Linked DNA regions of Homo sapiens: region 2 is linked to region 1. A link is a loop called in an ENCODE intact Hi-C map of the cell type or tissue named here. Cell type or tissue: heart left ventricle. All regions are shown on one strand. Each heading gives the region's core, and the rest is flanking DNA. Links, peaks and the distances in the headings are about the cores only.

The links. Hi-C counts contacts between places; a loop is a spot of excess contacts. Peaks named below come from ENCODE experiments on the same cell type or tissue, not always from the same donor. Only the 100,000 strongest peaks of a DNase experiment are listed, where the experiment ranks them.
Region 2: it touches region 1 in a loop (1.9-fold over the local background); 4 of 110 quality-filtered maps call a loop at or near these places.

The regions. Positions count from the first base shown.
Region 1 is chr11:68,607,188-68,615,519 of GRCh38, forward strand. It overlaps PPP6R3 (protein phosphatase 6 regulatory subunit 3), which reads left to right. Exons shown (of 24, transcript NM_001164161.2): 23 at 2,717-2,836; 24 at 5,879-8,147. The coding sequence ends at 5,930. Among named protein-coding and RNA genes, the nearest start is that of GAL, 73 kb to the right of the region's middle. RefSeq lists enhancers at 2,306-2,807, 2,808-3,307. In heart left ventricle, for the core only: a CTCF peak has its summit at 3,724 (motif pointing right); no DNase peak of the experiment used is centred there.
Region 2 is chr11:68,865,723-68,874,054 of GRCh38, forward strand. It overlaps LINC02701 (long intergenic non-protein coding RNA 2701), which reads left to right and starts at 2,638. Exons shown (of 2, transcript XR_950253.3): 1 at 2,638-5,193; 2 at 5,821-8,332. In heart left ventricle, for the core only: CTCF peaks have their summits at 4,055, 4,254 and 5,070 (motif pointing right); no DNase peak of the experiment used is centred there; H3K4me3 peaks cover 1,270 bases; H3K27ac peaks cover 500 bases.

The DNA.
Region 1 (8,332 bases), core at 284-8,283:
AGGTTCCCAAATTGCTTAGAGGTAACCAAAAGGGAAGATTGAAAAAGGGACTTGCCCTGCCAGATAGTCACGCTGCAAAGTCACAGTGATTGGAACAGTTTTGATATTAGTGTCCAAACAGGTACAGGTGTCAGTGTGATGAAATAGAGGGATTAATAATGGGGAAGGGAGAGGAAGGGCTGGTTCACCAAAAGGAAAAGTCAGGCAAGATCCTCCCTAATCTACATTCTAAAACAACTCCAGCTGGATTAAAAGACAATAAGAAAAACATGTGCAGTGCTTTCTGTGGACCAGGCCCTGCTCTCTACACTCTCCATGTGTGGTAGCTCATGGATTATTCTTAGGAACCCTATAAGATAGGTACTGGGATTATTATCCCTGCTTTTCAGGTGAGGAAACTGAGGCACTAGAGTTAAGTGATGAGGCCGGAGGCCAGAGTCTCATGATGGTTAATAAAAGAAATACAGAATGTCTTTTTAACCTGTGTGCAGAAAGGGACTTCTGTATCTATCTCATCTGTCTGTCATCTATCTATCTATCTGTCTGTCTGCCTATCTAATCTATCATCTGTCAGTCTATATCTAATCTAGATTTTTTTTTTTTTAACACGAGGTCTCGCTCTGTTGCCCAGGCTGGAATGCAGTGGCACAATCATAGCTCACTGTAACTTCCAACTCCTGAGCTCCAGCAGTCCTCCCACCTCAGTATCCCAAGTAGCTGGAACTACAGTTGTGTGCCACCACTCCTGGCTTAATTTTTTTGTTTGTTTACTTTTTTATTTTTGTGGCCCAGGCTGATCTCAAACTCCTGGCTTCAAGTGAGCCTCCTTCCTCGGCAGGACTTCTTTAAAAAAAAAAAAAAAAGCCTTCAAAAACAGAAACTATAATGCAAAGAGTTGAGTTAGATTATATTAAAGTTAAGAATTTCTGGTTGATAAAATGCTGCAGACAAAATTAAGAGGCTGATGGCAAACTGAAAAAAACATCTGTAGTAGCTAAATCAACAAGAGACTGACATTATATATTCAAGGACTTCCTATAAACTAGTAAGAAGAAGAAAACCCAAATTAGAAAATTGGCAAAAGATAAGTTTATAGACAAGCCTTAAAAGCTAAAACAAACAAACAAACAAAAATGCTCAAAACTCATCAGAGAATTATAAACGATAACAATATAGGACTTGATACTCTTCTTACACGAGCAGCAGTTAAAGGTGGATGATGTTGAGTGGCGGTGGGCTGCAGCCTGCGGGGCCCTGGTGGCCTGCTGGTGAGGAATACAGACCAGGGCAGTCATTCTGGGTAGTAGCGTGGGCTTCTTTGTAGGTAGAAAAATGGCCTACAACTCTTCACTCCTGGGTGTCAAGTACTGAGAAACGCCCAGACAGGTCTGCCAGGGGCCGTGGACAGTGATGGTCGTCACAGCACCCTGCATGGAAGTGTGAGGTGGAGGGCAGCTTTGGTTGGGAGAAGCCATGTAGAGTGGTAGGTGCACGCCACGGGTGCTGTGCCACAGTCAGTGGGGACAGTGGGTCTCCCCGACTTGCTGAGTTAAGAGGTAAATACAATGAGATGTAGAGTTGAATCCATCCCAGTTAGCGACTCAGAATACACATTGTGTTATGACTATTTTTTAAAGAATTAGAATTAGAAACACATTAGTTGCTTTGAAGGGAAAGGAGTGGAGAATGGGGATGAAGAAGAGTAACTTTACAAAGAAGGAACCAGGTAATTCAGATGATCACTAAATCATATGATTTTAACTCATTTTCCTACTTATAAATTGCTTGGAACTATCTGGAAACGACCCAAGAATGCATCCTAATATGAGATTTTTCATAAGCAAAATCCAGGACAGAATCAGCTCTGAGTGATGGACCTTTCACTCTTATTAGTGCCATTGTGATTATGTAAAAAGGGGAATCCCAGACTGAATAGGCAGAGTCTAAATTTCTAGCCCACAGAGCTGAGGAGAGTGTCTCTTGTGTCTTTCTCCACCAAGAACCATCTAAGGGGGAAAAACAGTCCTTCTGGGTCTCATTTTACCCAAATCCTCTGTGTCCTTAGGATCAGCTCTTGGCCCCCTCTTCTCCCTCTGGCGTTTGTGCTTCTCACACATTGTTCGAGGGCAACTCGAGGAGCCGTGAAATCCGATGCAGTCAACACGGTGACCTCATGTGACTGAGGCTTCCAGCCAGCAAGCTGATGGGGTCTGTCTTGCTGCTTTAATGGTGGGCTTGGCCCCAAAAGCAAAGTGCTTTAACTAAAGACTCATTCCTTCAAACAGGTTCTTTGACACCTTCACCGAGTCTGCAGTTTTGCTTACGTGCAGTCGTGGACATATTATTCCCCCAAATTCCTCATTTCTAGGAGTATTCTGAAACTCTTGTACATTTCTTTTTCTGTTTTGCACACTGGGCTTCAGAGTGTTGAAATCCTATCGGTATGTACAGTGTTATGGGACCGTTCTTTATCAGACGCCAGCCACATTACATTGTCCCTGTTTTGGTTCCCACCTGTGTGCGACCCTTTCCTTTTGTGATTCCCCAGTCACTGTCTGTGGTTGTGTGATCGTGCACCCTGCGCATGCTCAGTCCCAGGATGCTTTGCCTCCGCGGCAGTCATGACTCCAGAGCCATCTGCATGTGACCTCATCCTCTGGTGCCTAGGTGCTGGTCCCTAGGGTGTTTGATGTGCCTGTCATCCTCTTTACTGCAGTGAGGAAGGGAAACTGTCTACCTCTCAAGATGCTGCTTGTAAAGACGCAGAGGAGTGTCCCGAGACTGCAGAGGCGAAGTGCGCGGCGCCCAGGCCTCCCAGCAGCAGTCCCGAGCAGAGGTAACCACCCGCCTCCTCAAACCCACCCAGGCCCTGCCCTGACCTTGCCTGTTGCTTCCTGGGAGTTGGGAGGGGACTATAGGGATCGTTTACAGCTGTGCTCAAGTCTTAGGCCGCTGACCTGGCAGGACAGGGTTTTCTCAGTCCTTAATGAGCTGAGTCCGACTGAGCTGAGAACTTAGAAACAGCAGTTCCTCTCCTTAGCGCAGAAACTGAAAACCAGTTTTTAGAGACTCTTTAACATCACTCGCTCTTTTAGAAGTGGCTCCGAACAGAGGGGTCTCCTCACCCTTGTTGTTGAGGTACTGAGCTGAGGGTGGCATTGAGCCCCTCCAGGACTTGAGTTCTCATTGGCCCCACTAAAGTCATCCAGCCGCCAGGCACGAGCAGATCGTGGTGCCTATTTGCCCACATTCCTGCCCTGTGTGACACAAGGAGAACTTGCTGGAGCCCTTTCATACATGTAGCTAAATAATTCTTAGTGCTTAAGTGACTCCCTGTAATCTTAAGTATGAAATGCCCACTCCCAGAGCTGTGTGACTTAGAATGTGATGTTTTGTTTCTAGTCACTTTTTGCTTAGCCTGAGCCAGTGGTCTGAAGGGATGGGCCAGTCTAAGTCTCAGCCACCCGGAGCCCATGCCAGGCCCTTAGCAAGACTGAGCATGGCCCAAAGATGAGGCTGCACCCCTGGGCCACAGGAAGCTTTGTTCAGCACTTCCCACAATCAACTTCTGTGAACAAATGTAGCTAAGATTGTATATTCCTTCCATAAGGAATAAAATGACCTTTAAAGCTATTTCAGAGAAGTTTTAACCCCCCACCCCCACCCCATCCTCCCCCAAATCTTGCCAGCATTGTATGAGAGCATAACCAGTGGGAACCAGCAGGGAGCACTCTTTGTTGGTCCAAAATCCTGTATTCACAGTGTAGCAAGCTGTTTGTGTTCCTCCTGTGGAAATTGTAGCCAAAATAAAGCCTTTGTTTTTGTGATTAGAAATATTTTTTTTGCATATAAAACAAACAAATTAAGAACTATTTGAGCATGTTGGCTCTAGTGAAGGCTTTTGGGGGAAGAGGCAGGGTGGCCCTCTAGCACTGGGAAGCTGCCTCAACTCTGCTTCTACGGATTGGGCAAGTCACTCTCTTTCTTGGGGTTTCAATGTATTTTTTAATGGTCCTTTATAGGTCTCATTCCCAATCAATTATTTCAGCTCTCTGATTTCTACCTATAAATTTCCTTTATATTGAGGGCTGCCTAGGCAGGATCGTCCAGGTCTATCCCAGTTTGGGGCAGTTGCTTCAGGGGAATATTCTTGGTTTCTCTGTCATAAGGATGCACAAGGCTCTGGAGTCATTTCCTTGGCTTTCTGAGCACAGAAGAATTGTTTGCATAAGGGGAAGCCACTTGCTCTCCTCTGTGGCTGGGAATGCCTGCTCTGAAGAGCCCTGCCCTAACCTGCCGGGCCAAGGGATGGAGGAAAAGATGGGGTCAGCCAGTGGAAGAAGAGGGGCATCACTTGGGTCCATGCCTTTATCCATCTGTCCTTCTTTCCTCTGACACACGTTTGTGTGTGGTGGCCACTGGTCTAGGCCGGGTCATAAAGCTGCAGCACACGGACACCCAGTGGTCTCGGGGCATACTAGAGGCACATTCATCAAGAAGCCACGAAGAAGGGACAGGGGTCCATGTGAGCTGGGGTGCGGGGGAGAGGATCTCTGAGGTGACGTTGGAGTGGGCATTAGGGCAGACCTAGAGTGCGTCCTAGATTGCACGTGTTCTAAAGTGACGTATGACAGCATGGGATATTGAAGCTCACCCGTCTTTCCTGTGTGGTTCCCGTCCCAGCCAGATACCACAGTTCCTTGGATTGGCAGGCGCGCTGTTTCCTGTCACACTTAAAGATCTGCATTGCCACATGATCTCACTTTTCACAGCTGTTTTATCAAGCATGTCCTTTGTGCTTCTGATGTGCTGAGCATGCTGCACACATTATGTACTTATTTCATATGTATACTAGTGAAGCCCTGTGGGGCGTGGGGAGGGTTCTTTTCCCATTTTACAGAGGAGAAAACAGAACTGAGAGGGGCTAAGAAATCTACTTATAAGATCACTCAGCTTGTTTAAGTGAAGGCAAGTTAGTTATATACCAGTTATGTCTAGTTCCAGAAGTCTCGATTCCTATGTCTCTCATACACGGAGCCACCATCAGATGTAAGTAAGTGAGCAGAGTGGATTGTGTGTGCAGAGCTGACTTTTTGGCTCACTGTATAACCAGCAGGTATAAGGCATGAGTAGCATTCTAGCTGTAAATTGTGAATGCTAGTGGAAAAGTGCTTGTGGGCATCCCAGTTACGGCCCTAAGCACCCTTTCCCAAGTCTGCTTGATACAATTTTGGTCAAGCCTTCCCGAATAGGTTATATATTCAGGTTGTAATTTTGGCAGGAAGGCAAAACCTGGACACTTTGTTATATACTGTCCCACCTGTTATTCCCTCCCAGTTTTGAGCCTAACATTTGCTTTGTGGGACATGTTCTTCAAGTGGACACCTTTTTTTTTTTTTCCAGTAGTTTATTTGCAAACCTCCTTTCCTTTCCTTTTTTCCCCCCTTTCCTAGTAGCAGAATCCTGTTTCCAAGTGAAATAGTATGTGGATTCCAATCTGTGGGTCACATAAAAGCTTTCTTGAAGGAGCGGTGAACACATAGCTCCTGAAGGCTCTGGAAGCCACAGTTTATACCCCACTGACCTAGTCACTCCCTGTGCTTCTTGGAGGCCGCGGTGGGGCGGTTCTCCCAGAGCATTTGCTCTGCTGCTGCCCTTGCTGAATGCCTGCTCACCCGGTGATGAAGCTTAGATGCACTCACTCAGATTTTTCTAGAGCTTTTGCTCCATTCATTTACATATCATTTTATTAAAAACTTACTAAGTTCAAAACAATGTTAAAATAAGTTGTCCCTGCCCTTGGGGAGCTCAGCTAAGTAGGTTTTGTTTTTCATATTTCTGCTGCAAGTGCCTCCGATGCCTGTCTGTTGCTCCTTAGGACTGGCCAACCAAGCGCACCAGGTGACACTTCAGTGAATGGCCCTGTATGACGGGTGACGTCTGCTGCTGCTGACTGAGGACTGCAGACCGCCACCACTCAGGGGCTCTGGAGGGGTCAGCTGGAGCCCACCAAGCTGTCACTGCTGCACTCACTCTGCAAGGGATCAGGACCAGCAACCTTTATATTCTAGATTCTAAGACATTGTACAGAGAAATTCAGAAGTGTAAAAATATTGCACATTGACAAATACCAAGAATTTTTGCGTATGTTTATATTGTATTGTTCTAAATAATGGGTAGCCTGTGAAATAAGATCTTGCCACCCATGTAATAATAGTAGTAATACTATAGTTAAAATGGCTGTAAGAATAGTTTTATAAAAGTGAATACACAGATCTATTGTATTTGAAACATAACTTTGACAATTATTAGTGTGACCAAAGTATTAGGCGGTTTTCATACATTTTTCACCTTGTACAAAATTATGAATTCATTTTTCCTCCAGGCCGACAAGGAGTTGTAGAATGAAAATGCCCTCTAAGTGTTATTTTGGTTGTTCTAACTTACAAAAGTGATTTTGAATAAGAAATATTTGGTGTTCTTTTTATAACCAGTTTTTGATTGGTAATTGTTTTCTGTATTGTTTAAAACGGATCAAAAATGTAAGTCTATTGGTAGAGATTAAGTAAAGTATTTATTGCTACATCATAGTTGATAAATTGATGTTATCGTAAAGCCATATGTTCTGTTCAAGTCTTGTTTGCTTGAAATGATTATTCCTACAAGTGAAACACTAGACTATTTGGAGTGTATATGGCTTGTGTTTTGGGATTTTTTTTTTTTTTTTTTGGCTTTTGTTTTTGTTTGTTTTTTTGTTTCATTTGGTAGTTCATCTGCCTTTTAACCCATTCACCAAAATTTACCTTGTTAACAAGCATCACCAATGAACATTTCAGAGCAATCTGCATATTTAACAGACCTAAAATAAATCCTATTAGGCAAGTCAGTTGAAAATGCTCGTGCTGCTAATGGAATTAGAGTGCGTTCATTTTACAGGCTAGTATTTTAAAAGTAGAAATCAAAATCTGGCACCGAAGCATGCTAATTGTTTACTGTACCTTGTGAGGTTTTCACTCATAAATTTAAACCAGTGTATTTTTTTAGAACTGGTTTGTGTATATATATAGTGATTATGGATACTAATTCAATGTAATTTATAATTTTCTATGTCAATACAAAAATACATCACAGCCTTCTCAAACAGCTCAAGCAATATATTGTATATTGCCATATCGTCTGGTGAAAGGGTTAAATTACTTCACCTCTTGCACTTTTAGATGCAAATCAGTTTTTCATTTCTGTAATAGAAAATTATTCACGTATTTTTACATCATTTGTTTTTCCTGACCAGTATTTAAAACCAAAAGGATATTCTGAAAAATGGCCAACAATTTTTTTAGAAGTAGCATCCCAAGCAGCGTGCCTAAACATTACATTGCATATGGAAATAAAAGAATCAAACGTCTAATGCCTTATTATTTCTGATTTCCTTTTTCATTTTAAGTGGTGTGGAGATTCCAGCACTCCCAGGACAGTGGAGTCAGCAGTAAGCCCTGGGACAGGTGGCAAGGGTGGGTCCCTTGACCTTTGCACGCCTCCTCAGGAACCCCCTTTCCCGGGTGAGCCCCTCTCTGAAGAGACTGTCCTTGGGCCTCCTCTGGAAGCAGCACCCCCAGAGGACAGGGCTCCTCCTGCTTGCCTCAGGGCTGCCTGACTTGAATGGCGTTGGACCTCGGGGATTACTGGTAGATAATATGCTCTGGTCTCGCCTGGTGGTGAGTTTTGCCAGCCATGGCCAGGGTTTGGCTCCACTGGTGGCACACGTGGCCTCCGTGGTATGGACCTGGTGGCTTCTCCATCCCACTGTGGCCTCTGTGGTATGGACCTGGTGGCTTCTCCATCCTACCCAAGGTAACAGTGTCTTGCTTCATCCCACTGACTGCTGGGAGAGAGCCTCTGGGACTTTTCTTTGGGGCATCATTTTGTTTTGTCTTTCGTAGCAGGGAAAGGATATGACAATGGGGAGGACAGTTCTTTTGGAGGTTGGAGGGGCCAAGCCAAGGACAGGAGCAAGTGTGCCCTCATTTTGTTTCTACTTTTAATTTCTGTGTGTTGGCCATACTGAATTATGAGACTAACAGATGTCTACAATACAATACCTGTATTCAAAATAACAAAAATAAAGCCTGATTCTTTGTTTCTAGAAATCTCTTGTACCTTGCTTGGATTTTTAATGGGTTGATGTGTCCTGCCATTAGGTCCCGTGTTACACTAGGTCCTGTGTGAGAAAGACTGCACTGCACTGTGTGAGAGAGTGGCCTCTGGGATCAGGGGCTCATCCTCCCCACTGCCATAGCCCAGGTGCCCAGAAGAGGTGGTGCCTGACACCGGC
Region 2 (8,332 bases), core at 267-8,266, 260 kb after region 1:
GCCAACAGCCCGCCAGGCTGCTTTACCTGTAAACTGCTCCGGAGGATTACCAATACGGTAGTTTCCTTTCGCCTGTTCTACACTGTACATCCTGTACCACAATTCCCATGCCTTTTGCTTCCTTCTTTCCCTCCTTTCCTATCTTCCCTCCTTTCCTACCTTCCCTCTGTCCCTCCCCTTTCCCCTCCCTCCTTTCCTCTTTCCTTTCCTCCCCTTCTCCTCCCCTTCTCCTCCCCTTCTCCTCTCCTCTCCTCTCCTCTCCTCTCCTCTCCTCTCCTCTCCTTCCTTCCTTCCCTTCTGTCTGCATTTGGTCAGTTACTCTCTACCTTTTTGTTGCTGTTCTCACACCATTGGGCCCTATTTTCATTTTGATTTCTTACTCTTTAAAAGAAAAAAAGTAGCCGGGTGCAGTGGCTCACGCCTGTAATCCCAGCACTTTGGGAGACCGAGGTGGGTGGATCACCTGAGGTCCGGAGTTGGAGACCAGCCTGACCAACACGGAGAAACCCTGCCTCTACTAAAAATACAAAATTAGCTGGGCGTGGTGGCGCATGCCTGTAATCCCAGCTACTCCGGAGGCTGAGGCAGGGGAATGGCTTGAACCCGGGAGGCGGAGGTTGCTGTGTGCCGAGATCGTGCCATTGCACTCCAGCCTGGGCAACGAGAACAAAACTTCGTCTCAAAAAAAAAAAAAAAAAAAAAAAAAAAAAAAATATATATATATATATATATATATAAAGAGAGAGTCATCATTCCAGCATCGCCCCTGCCTTCTCCTCCCCAGATTCCACTAGAGGAATGTCTAGTGGGGACTCTCCTCTAGCCCCATTCATGTTGAGTGTGAGCACACGCATGCACACATATGCACACACATGCGCACACACGCACAGGCACACACACACCCGTGAAGGCATGTAGGCCAGCCCTTTATGGCTTTATCTCCCCGTGTTTTTTTTTGTGTGTGTGTTTTTTGTTTTTTTGTTTTTGAGACAGAGTTTCGCTCTGTCTCCCAGGCTGGAGTGCAGTGGCCCAATCTCGGCTCACTGCAAGCTCTGCCTCCCGGGTTCACGCGATTCTCCTGCCTCAGCCTCCCGAGTAGCTGGGACTACAGGCACCTGCCACCACGCATGGCTAATTTGTTTTTTGTATTTTTAGTAGAGACGGGGTTTCACTGCATTAACCAAGACGGTCTCAATCTCCTGACCTCATGATCTGCCTGCCTTGGCCTCCCAAAGTGCTGGGATTACAGGCATGAGCCACTGCGCCTGGCCTATCTCCCCGTGTTTTAGACAACCCATGTTTCAGTTCAATTGCCCATTCCAATTTTTTGCCCAACTATTCCCCTGAGGATAACTCTCTGCCCATCGTTGGACATGATGGGGTGCACAGGATGTTCCTCGGGCTGAGGAAATGTGACCCCACCATCCAAATTGGTGCAGTGTCTTCTGTTCTCCTTCTTTTATGCACTCTGAGCATTTGCATCCACCACCAGGCAAGCCAAGCCCAGTCCCGAGCCGACACCCAGGGCTCCGGCATCAGCCTGACTTGCAGCTGTGTCCAGGGCCTACCCCAGGGAATTGGCCACACAGCCAGCAGCAATGTCTGTCTCTGTTGCTGGCTGACAGCACTGTCCTTATTGGCATTTTATGCCTCAGACGGTGCAAGAGAGACACTGACTAGGGGCATTTACTCACTTGCTATCATGAGGCAGAAATTTAAATAATAATAATAATAATAATCAGTACTGCATTTATTCACGCCAAGAAAAGTAAAAGCTAAGGCCCAGAATATGGCAAGGCAAAGGCTAAAAAGAAAAGAACAAGTTTTCCTCTTGCCTAGCAGCTCACTTTAAGGACAGTTAGAAGATAACGCTGTCCAAATAGCCAAGGCCAAAGGAATGGGCTCCAGACACCCCCCTCCCTTCCAGAGCAAGCTTGAAAGAAAAAAAAGAAAGACAGGTTCTTTTACTGTTACTCTTTTCCCAGGCTTCTTAAGCATGATTAGCATGATTATGTTTTACAAATGTCTGTATTTAGCCAGTTCTTGTTTTTCTTTCAATGCAGCTACAAGGCCACTGGCTAGGTCACAAATTATGTTATGCTATAGATTACGTGACCTGTTACTGTATGATTAACTGCTTTTATTTTGCTACTGCTTTTATTTTGCTCCTGTAAGGCTGTTTATAAAAACACTGCTCTTTGTTCAGGGCTCAGCTTTTGGATGTGAATCCTCTGAGCCGGTGCGTACCTAAAATAAACAAATCCTTCTGTACTGCAAATTGGTTTTTCCGTTCCTCAGTTTACCGCAACATTTTTGGCAACCACGAAGGGACTGGAGACGGCAGGCTTACTGTCTCCTTTGCCTCTGGGGGCTGGAGCGAGGGTCTCAGGAAACCTGTGACCCCAGGTGCCACCGGGAGAACTTCAGCCTGGGGGGGAGATCAGCTCTCCTGTGACCTGGCACCCCTACCCAGCAGCGAAACGGAACCTAAAGAGGGACTACAGGATGATTTCAGAAACAACGCGCTTCAGGAACCACAGTAAGGTTTTGGGGGCTCAAGGCAGGACCCGTCCCTTGGACAGAAGGGAGCCTGATCATCTCCCGGGGTGTGCCAAATAGTCCGAACCAGAGGGGCTGGGGGTGACTGGAGTGGCTTGTCAATTTGGATGAAACTCACACCCCGCCGACACAGGATGCAAGAGTGGCTCGCCAAGTCGGCTAGGGAACTGGAGGTGGCAAGAGTGGCTCGCCACCCCAACTGGGAACTAGAGGGGGCGAGAGTGGCTTGCCACCCCAGTTACAAACATGGGAACTGAAGGTGTGTGGAAGTGTGTGAATGAAAAGGCCTCATTAGGCGCATCAGCTGCGAAGTGAAGAGTCACAGATCCCTTAGTGTAGACTGTGTGCTCCGAGAAAGGGTGGGGCCGACTAAGACTAGTGGTGATCTGCATATGGCTAATAGGAGCTGCCCTACAGCTCAGAGTTGCAGCAGGAATAAGGACCTCTCCAAAGCCAAGCAGCATCTGAAAACCCCCATAATAGGAGACAGTGTGGTTGGTCGAAACGAGAGGAAGAGTGAGTAGGCAAGAGTGAATGTGCTGCGTTGTAAAGGGAGGAATGGGAGGAAAGTCATCAAAACATCAAAACTTACTCTGTGGGAGTGCATGTTACGGAACCTTAAGAAAGGTTTTGCAGGGGATTATAGAGTTAACCCCCTCAGAGGTTGAGAACTCTGGGTGAATTAGAATTGCCCTCTTCTGGTGTTGGATGGCTGACCGAAGGAACTACAGACAGGGAACAATTGGCCATGTATTTAAGGTGGTGACAAGGGTTGGAGAACAGCCAGTGTACCTGGATCAATTTCTTTATATTGACTCATAGTTAAATATAATATAGCCAAACCCAGCATTGATCCAGGCCTGTTTAACAGCTTATTGCAAAAAAAACCAAAAGTGAAAATAAGAGCAGCTTTGCCGGCAGACACAGAGTTAAAAGGGAATCCCAGAGACAGCAAGAGAAGCCAGTTTTACAGGAGCCACCAAAGGTAACAGAAATTCTTCCTCCATATATCCCAGCCTACCCCCGCTTTACCGAGGCCGACAGCCCCCCCAGGAACCAGATTCAGGAGCTAACATGCCCCAGGTCTCACCTCGAAGGGGAGGATCAGAGCCTTGAGAGGCCAGGAAGGAGGTCAAGATAGTCAAGTGGGCCATCTCAGATCTGGCCGTGCTGGAGCTATGCAAATGCCTCTCAGGGGGACACGAGGACCTATCTATTATGATGACCAGGATCCCAACTAGGACCCAGAGGATGAAACTCAGCTTCAGCGTTTGCAGAGGTACCAAGAGGCACTTCTGCAGGGGCTACGAGTTGGTAGAAGGAAAGCAATGAATATAAAGAAGATTTCAGAAGTGCTTCAAGGAGCTGATGAGAGCCTAAGTCAGTTTTATAAGAGACTCTGTGAAGCATTCCGGCTTTGTACCCCATTTAACTGTGAGGCTGCTGAACATCAGCCTATGGGGAATACTTCATTCGTAGGGCAAGCCCAGGGTGACATCAAGTGGAAGCTGCAGGCATGAATACCACCCAGTCCATAAAAGTGGCCACCACGGTGTATGTTAACTGTGACCAAGGAACAAAACGGGAAAGAGCAAAAGCCACAAGCGCGGCAGCTAAGCACGCCCACCATTAAGTTCCTCTCCCCAGCCCGGCTCTATCTGGAAAAAGAAGGGGCCAGGGACTTGGCGCCAGGAGAAGAGCAAAGGAAAAGGAAAGGAGAAAGTAACAGTAAGTGTGAGAAGGGAAAGAAGAAAGTAAAAAGGAAATCAGAAAAAAACAGGAGAGACAGGCGGCAGTGCACGGGGGCGGGGCCCGTGCCGTTGTCCGGCCCCACCGGCTGGCCGCAAGAGCAGAACTCAGGAAAGAAAAAGGAAAGTAAATTGAAGGCTTAAGAAAAAGGCCAATCTGTTGTCAACAGCTCTTATGGAAAGGGAGATTAGCAATGTGAGAGGACGTGGATGCGGACGTAGACGTGGAAAAAAGTCAAGTTAGGAATGGATTCAAGAGCCAGACAAGGTGGGCGCCTGTGATCCCAGCTACTCGGGAGGCTGAGGCAGGGGAATGGCGTGAACCCGGGAGGCGGAGTTTGCAGTGAGCCGAGATCGCGCCACTGCACTCCAGCCTGGGAGACACAGCGAGACTCCGTCTCAAAAAAAAAAAAAAGAAAAGAAAAAGAAAAAGAAAGAGATTAATGTGCGCGATGCAAAAAGAAAGGACACTGGAAGGATGAGTGTTCAGAAGGCAATGAGGGAAATAGCCAAGACCACGAGACAAAGAGGCCATCGGCCAAGGGCTGCCGCACCTTGGGGAACCAAATACTGATCTGATCAGGCTGGCAGGAGCCGAAGGACGTAAGGAACAGGACAGACCGGGAACCTTCTCATTAGGCACCCAGGGGCCCATGGTCACATTAGAAGTTAAAGGCAGCAGGATTCTGCTGTATCTGGATTCCAATTTCTCACTGATGGCTAAGCCACTAGATGGAGTTACAAAAGGGGAAGAAAAAGAACCCCTCCTCTGGGAAACAGCAGGAGAAGGAGCCCTGCCTGGTGAAAACTTGCTTATAGACTTCACAGAACCTCCCCGTGCCGGAGGTTATTGGTTCATGCTAGTGCTTGTTTGCACCTTTTCAGGGTAAGTTAAAGCTTTCCCCACCAGGACAGAAAAAGTACAAGAAGTGACTAAAGTACTGTTAAAAGACATTATTCCCAGGTTTAGACTGCCTCTAACTTTAAAGTCAGACAATAGGCCAGCATTTGTAGCTGAAATAGTGCGAGATTTAACAAGACTGTTAAAAATAAAATGGAAGTTACACACGGCCTACTGGCTGCAAAGTTCAGGAGAAGGTGGAAGGCGTGAACCGGACACTCGAGCAGCTACTGAAGAAATATTGCCAGGAAATTCATTTAAGATAGAATCAGGTTTTTGGCTATGGTCCTCCTCTGAGTCAGGTGCACCCCCACCAAACAAACTGGGTATTTGCCCTATAAGATTTTTTTTGGTCGGCCACTCCTACATCATAGGTCAAATTAAAGGTGACCTCCAGGAACTAGGGGAATTAACTTTAAGAAAGCAAATGCAGGTTTTTGAAACAGCCAAAGTGTTCATAATTAGGTACATGAAAATGCCTATAAGCCCGACACCCTTTTAAATCTAGTGACGCTGTTTAGGTTAGAAAGTAAAACCTAATTTCTCTAGGATCCATATAGGATGGGTCCTATATCGTAATCTTGTCCATTCCCACTGCTGTTTAACTTGCAGGTGTTATGTCTTGGATCCACCACAGTCGGCTAACACTGGCAGCTCAGGACAAGTGAACCAGCCAGCAGGACCCAGATCATCCAACCTGGCTGATCCTTAGATGAGACCGAGTTGCTGCTGAGGACAACAGCCCTGCTCTAGTCACTCTGGAGGCTGACTAGTCTACGCACGGCTGAAACTTGAGGACTTGTCAAGCAAGTAATGTAGCTAAAATCTTAAGACTAGTGGTTTTCGTGTACACTAACTGTTTTACTATTGTTCTGTCGCTGTGCTCAACCTTTTTCCCAGGTAAGGACCTTTTTTGTCCTTGCTGGATATGAATATGCTGTACATTGTTTTGTTGTTACCCCCCTTAACCATGTAGAAGAAACACCTACAGAAGGTGTCCCCACTGTACACATACTACTTGGTCAGGGAACAGTATAACTAGAACCCTATTGCACTATACTTATTATGAGTGTACAGGGACTCGCTTAGGAACTTGTACTTATAATCAAACCACCTATTCAACCTGTGACCCAGGAAATGGCCAGCCTTATATATGCTATGACCCTAAGTGTTTACCTGGGACTTGGTTTGAGATTCATACCGAGTCAAAGGGAGGAAGTTTTGTAAGTTGAACCCAAGCCTCTCTTCCCGGGGGCGGGGGGTGGGGTGGCTATATCCATATACTTTGATATTTGTCAGTTAACATCCATGAACCAGAGATTGTGAACTATCTCACAATCTCTGGTCCTACAGGGTACTATACAAACTGCCAGTACAAAATTGCATGTGCACCCCGTTTGCCCCTCCGAGGCCCTAGCGATAGCTTGCTGGAACCGCACAACGCAGTTCACTGACCGATCATCACCGAGGCTAAAGCCAATCTTGCTCATCAAAGTGCCAGCAAAACCGGATTGTAAGACAAGCACTTGCAATCCTGTAAATCTTACTATCTTAAAGCCAGATCTACCTATATAGACTGCAGGTTACTCCATGGCATTACAAAGCTACAGTCAAAAAACTAAAATAACTTTGTATATTCTAAAGAGGACTCAAACCAAGCGGTCAGCTCAGCAGCAATTCCGAGTCTTTAAGTCATTCTTTGAGCATATAAACCAAAAGTTACCAGAGCCTCCTCCTTTAGCCAAAAACCTATTTGCTCAGCTGGCTAAAAACATTGCATGCAGCCTAGGCATTTCCTCATGTTATGTTTGTAGAAGGACTAACATGGGAGACTAATAGCCTCAGGAAGCAAAAGAGTTAATGCCTCAAGATAACTTTACTCTGACTCTCTCTTTCCCCAAACAGACACGCACAAGTTCAAGCGTCTAGCTCTTAAAAACTTCTATTATTAGCAGATACTGTGTTGCTCCCTAGGGAAAAGTTTTTACAGACCCAGTAGGAGAACTAACCTGCTTAAGACAGCAATATTATAATGAAACATTAAGGAAAACTTTGTGGCAGGGCAGAGATGACTACAAAGCACCTCATCCAAATCTGTTCTCCTGTTTCTCTTCTCTAAACCACACTTGGTATCAACTTGAAGCTCCAAATACTTGGCAAGCACCCCCCGTCTTTATTGGATCTGTAGGCTACAGGCATATTGACAGTTGCCAGTTAAATGGACAGAGGTGTGCTTAGAACGATTAGACCATCTTTCTTCCTACTCCCACTGCAACAGGGAAAAACTTCAAGGTACCCTGTCTATGATGAAGTTAGAAGAAGAAACAAAAGAGATGCAGACACAAAGAGGTATAAAAATAAGAGATTGAAAAGGCACAAATTAGCCCCCTGAAAAAATAATTCCATACTATAGGCCAGCTACCTGGGCACAAGATAGGTCATAGGGAGACCGCACTCCTATCTACATGCTTAACCGTATCATAAGATTGCAGGCAGAACTTGAAATCATCACCAATGAAACAACAAATGCATTAGATGTACTGGCCCAGCAAACCACAACATTGAGAAACGCTACCTATCAGAACAGATTAGCTTTAGACTACCTCCTAGCCCAGGAAGGAGGAGTATGTGGAAAGTTCAGTCTAACTAATTGTTGCCTGGACATCGATGACAGCGGAAAAGCAATTATAGAAATAACTGCAAGAATGAGAAAATTAGCCAGTGTTCCAGTTCAAACTTAGAAAAGGTGATCCCCAGATTCTCTCTTTGGAGACTGGTTTTCATTTTTTGGAGAGTTCAAGACTTTAATAGGAGTAGTGCTGGCCACACTGGGAAGCTGCATAATACTCCATTGTCTCTTACCTTTCCTTGTTAGAAGTATTCAATCAACTATAGAGGCAATAGTAGCCAGGCAAACTACAACTCAGCTAATAGCTCTGTGTAAATATCAACCTTTGTCTAAAGAAGAAAACTTGTCTCTTCAGGCAGAACTAAGTAATAGTGATGCCTTTTATTAAACTTATTTCATAAAAGGCATCAAAGGGGAGAAACTGAGGCAGAAATTTAAATAATAATAATAATAAATACTGCATTTCTTCACTCCAAGAAAAGTAAAAGCTAAGGC